Regions from separate parts of the Homo sapiens genome. Here region 1 is linked to region 2. A link is an interaction called in ENCODE POLR2A ChIA-PET data of the cell type or tissue named here. Cell type or tissue: GM12878. All regions are shown on one strand.

Region 1 (2,500 bases), 90 kb before region 2:
GTTATATTTGATGTAGATTCTATTCCTTTTGTATTCTTGGACAAACAGAAATCCAGTTAATGTAGCTCTTTCTCCCCATTATTGTAGAGCATTTTATGGTGTACAATTTTTTAGTTATCCTAATACATGTTGTTTGTGTTTGGCTCTGGGATGTCTCTGTACTTTTATGTCATGTTTGATATATTATACTTGAATAAATTCTATTTAGCCACATTATCCAAAGATAGAAAACTGTAGCTTTTCTGCCCTGTGTCTTTATCAACTTCCAAATACTTAGAATCTTTTATAAACCTTTACATGAAGAAGTTGTTCCTTTATAGCCCAACTTTTCATGGCCCAGAGAAATGGTTGAAGATACTGGATATGTTTAGTACAGGGAAGACAAAGAGGAGACATGATTCTGTAGTTGTTGAAGTCTATCTGGTGGGTTTCTGTAAGAGATATATACAGAAGAGTAAATGATTTTTTTAAAGAACAACTTTATTGAGATATAATTCACATACCATAAAATTCATCCATTAAAAGTACACAGTTCAGGCCAGGTGCAGTGGCTCAGGGCTGTAATCTCAGGGCTTTGGGAGGCCGAGGCAAGAGGACGGCTTGAGCCTAGAGTTTGAGACTAGACTGGACAATAGCAAGACTCCCTCTTAAATTGTTTTGTTTTTTTTTTTTTAATCAGCCAGGCATGGTGGTGCACCCCTGTAGTCCCAGCTACTTTAGAGGCTGAGGCAGGAGGATTGCTTGAGCCCAGGATTCAAGGCTGCAGTGAGCTATAAACACACCACTGCACTCCAGCCAGAGTAACAGAACCAGACCCTGTCTCTTAAAAGAAATAAAAGTAAACAATTCAGTCGTTTTTACTATGATCACAAAGTTGTATAACCGTCAACATTACCTAATTTTGTAACATTTTTATCACTCCAAAAAGAAACTCCAAACCCGTTAGCAGTCACTTCCCATTTTCTCCTACCCCCAACCCCTAGCAAACACTACTGAATCAGAACCCCTGGGAGTGGGACCTCCCAACCTGTGTCACAGGCCACCAGGTGATGCTGATGCTGAGAACCAATGCTTTAGAGAAAGATCCTTTGTTCCCTGAGTGGTGAGGACATCTGGCTTCTAGCTATGCTGATGGGTGGGTGGGGGAGCATTTACTGTTCATATGTAAACTCTTAATGCATCCCCATTTCTCCTACCCCCAGTCTCACCAAGGTTCTGTGTGTCAGTCACTAATTTTCTGCTGCAGCATACTTCATATTCCAGATAACAGCTTCCATGCTTTGCCATATTGGTCATCACTCAGCCATCTGTTTTCTGTCCTTCAGTAATTTGTCGCGACCTCTTGTCCACTGAAGGCCCCCTTCATGATTCTTCCTTTTAGTTTTTTTATTATTATTTTAAAGTTGTCTCAGGAAGAAGTGAATAGAAATATCTGCTTAATTCACCATTTTAACTTCATTTTTACTAGCTTGAATGGTATTAATTTGCTTTTCTTTAATTGCTAGTTAGGTTATACATTATTTGCATAATGATTTAGTGTCTCTGTCTAATGTGCTAACTCTGCAGTGTCTGCTTGCCGCCTTTGGAAATCTAAATACTGGATTCTCTACCCGTTTCTAGTATTGAATTCCTTTGTGAAGGGAATACTAACCTGCCTTTTCTCCATTTCAAGTGTATGGGACTCCACTCTTCTGTTACCTAATTCACTGAGGTCTGTCTGGCTAAGCAGAAAAAGTATATGAAGGATTGAGTGCCTTTGTAATAAGCAAGTTTCATGTGAGTTGTTTTAAAAAATTCCCAGTGAGCCTTTTGAGCAATTATATAAATAGAACACATTGTGCCTGAAATGCTGTGCCTGTTGATATTCTCTAAAAGCAAGTGCAGGTTACTGTAGTGAGATGTGTTAGGCAATTTTTGCACTGCTATAAAGAAATACCTGACCAGGCACATTGGGTCATGCCTGATATCCCACACTTTGGGAGGCTGAGGTGGTCAGATCACTTTCAGCCCAGAAGTTTGAGACCAACCTGGGCAACATGGCAAAACCCCATCTCTGCAAAAAATACAAAACTTAGCCAGACAGGTGGCATACGCCTGTAGTCCCAGCTACTCGGGAGGCTGAGGGTCGAGGATTTATTGAGTCCAGGAGGTCGAGGCTGCAGTGAACAGAGATCGTGCCACTGAACTCCAGCCTGGGTGACAGAGTGAGACCCTGTCTCAAAAAAGAGAGAAATACCTGAGACTGGGTAATTGGTAGGAAAATAGGTTGAATTGGCTAACGGTTTTGTAGGCTGTACAGGAAGCATAGTAGTGTCTGCTTCTCGTGAGGCTTCAGGAAGCTTCTAATCATGGAAGAAGGCAAAGGAGTATGCGTCTCACATGGTGAGAATGGGAGCAAGTGTGTGTGTAGGGGGGTGTGTCACATACTTTTAAATGATCACATCACATGAGAACCCACCGTCAAAAACACAGCATCAAACCATGAGGGATCCACCCCTAT
Region 2 (2,500 bases):
TATTTACAGAGGGGATTGGACACGTCAGACCTTTTTTGGAACCACACAATTGGATTTAAAAGATTTTGAAGAACCAACACATTTGGCAGCTTCCCAAACCATCTATTTTTGAAGATTCTGCTTTCCAGAACTGTATTAAGAATGGCCCTTGTCATGGGCGTTAGCTGTGTTTCAGGCTAGCCAAAACTAAAAACTGGAAGAGACTAAATAAGTATGTGTGCATGTAGAGCAGCCCAGACCCTGCAAGTGGACTGACCATAAACAATGATGGCCAAATCTATGAAAATAAGATAAAGACCTTGCTCTTCAGAAACAGTGCCAGATGTGTTCAGAGCTTTGTATACCACACTCTTTCAGCCCTGGTATGCCACACCGTGAATTTAGTGTTCACTTACAATAATCATTTTGAAAACATGCATGGAAAATACAGAGGAACTGTGAACTGCTAAAATCATTTGTCTGGTTCAGGAAAGTTTCAGAGGAAAATCTCGGGGCTTTTTCCTAGAATGTTATGAAAATATTAAATTATACTGATTGCTGCCAACATATTTTCTAACCATTCTAGGAAAAGAAAAAACAACAAAGTTTCCAGCTCTTACTCTAGATTGACACTGGACCTTGGAGATGCTTGCAGGTAATTTGACTGCACCTACTTTCCTTTTTTGGTTAATTGTGTTAAATGTGCCTCATAACTTACATTCCCGGTGAGGCTGTCATTTAGAAGGGGTGGGTGGGGGCTGAGGGGAAGCTGTTTTAATTCTGGCTTTTGTTTCAGCCACTAAATGTAATGCCACATGATTGTTGACCCAACAATAATCCAGTTAAAAAACAGTCTTCAGAGTTACTACATCATCAGAATTAACCCTGATTACATCAAATTATGTTGAAACAGACCACAGCTGTTTGCCCTGTTGAAGCAACTGCTTGAGAGCTCCTCCGGAAGATACATCTGGGTGTCACTAAGATACATTTTGGGTTTAGTTTTGTTTCTCAACACAAATGTAGGAGGGAAACAAACCCTGTTCTGCTGGGGTGCCTGGTGGGAGCTGAAAACCTTGTGATTCTCCAGCAGTCAAAAGTCATCTCAATTACCAAAGAGAAGGGAACCTGAGATCTTTTGTTTCAGTTTTCTATAGGAAGGATGTAAGAGGAAGGAAATTCAAATCTGTTGAGTATTGCTCTTGCCAGCAAAAAGAAGTGGAACTGACTAGTGAGATGGTGGTGAGATTTTCTTTGGTGGCTGTGTGCAGTGGTATCAACCCAGGAGAGTAGACTGTTCAATTGTGAAGAATTTTGCAAGATGGTTGTTAAAGTAGAACATCGTTAAAATTAAGTTGTAATAAAAAAAGGGAAATAAGCATTGGAAAAGATGTGGACAGATTGGAACCCTCATACATTGCTGATGGGAATGTAAAATGGTGTAGCCACTGTGGAAAAAAGGTCAGCAGTTCCTTAAAAAGTTAAACAGTGTCACCATATGACTCAGCATTTTCACTCCTAGATAAATACGTAGATTGAAAACGTATGTCCACACAAAAACTTGTACAGGAATGATCGCAACAGCATTATTCATAATAGCCAAAAAGTGGAAACAACTGTAATGTTCATCAGCTGATGAATGGATAAAATGCGGTATATAAAGAACTGTCAAGTGCTTCAACATGGATGAAACTTGAAAACATTATACAAAGCGAAAGAGGTTAGACACACAGGTCACATATTGTATGAATATGGTTATGTGAAATGTCTAGAATTGGCAAATCCATAGAGATGAAAAGTAGGTTAGCGGTTGCCAGCTGATGGGATTGGGGGAATGGAGAGTTGCTAATGGATATGGTGTTTCTTTTGGGGTAATGAAAATGTTCTGGAATTAGATAGCTGTGGTGGTTGTCAAAGTTGATGAATATATTAGAAACCATGAATTATAAACTTTAACATGGTGACTTTTGTGATACGTGAATATCTTAATTAAAAATTAAGTTATATAAACTTATAATTAAATAAGTTATATTAAAAAGAAAGGTAGTAACTACCCCAAACTCATCACTTGGCTAATTACATTTTACTATTGTGTTCTTGGTGTTATTTATGTCTATTGTGTCTTTATGTTGGAAATACTAAATAATGGTGTATTACTGTGTATCTCTTAACTCTGTATTCAAGGACATTAACTTGATAGCTTAAAACTGGCCATGGCTGGCAGAGTATTTATGCCACAACAGTTGGCATATACTGTAAATCAAGGCACCCACCAACACCACCAGGGAGCCAATTTTAAAATATTTGCCAGCACATCATTGGCTATATTGTCGGACAATCATCTTGGGTAATTCTGGTAGAATTATATAGTTAGATGAGGTGAAATCCTGAGGCCTCTAGGTTCCCAGCAAAACAAAGACTAGCAAGCCTGCACAGTTACTATGCAATTTATCAGGTGCAGAAGGAAATGACGTTTCTGGTCATCTGTTGAATAAAGCCACTTTGAGTTCAGGGGACATGG

What was found. Peaks named below come from ENCODE experiments on the same cell type or tissue, not always from the same donor. Only the 100,000 strongest peaks of a DNase experiment are listed, where the experiment ranks them.
Region 1: POLR2A ChIA-PET joins it to region 2 with 5 read pairs; 8 of 35 experiments call an interaction of 5 or more read pairs at or near these places.

What each region holds. Positions count from the first base shown.
Region 1 is chr11:78,513,860-78,516,359 of GRCh38, reverse strand. The region is part of intron 6 of NARS2 (asparaginyl-tRNA synthetase 2, mitochondrial); the gene reads left to right. Among named protein-coding and RNA genes, the nearest start is that of NARS2-AS1, 18 kb to the left of the region's middle. In GM12878, no CTCF peak of the experiment used is centred here; no DNase peak of the experiment used is centred here.
Region 2 is chr11:78,423,471-78,425,970 of GRCh38, reverse strand. It overlaps LINC02728 (long intergenic non-protein coding RNA 2728), which reads left to right. Exons shown (of 4, transcript NR_120564.1): 3 at 566-634; 4 at 776-1,989. Among named protein-coding and RNA genes, the nearest start is that of LINC02728, 5.1 kb to the left of the region's middle. In GM12878, no CTCF peak of the experiment used is centred here; a DNase peak (open chromatin) is centred at 1,074; H3K4me3 peaks cover 611 bases; H3K27ac peaks cover 1,493 bases.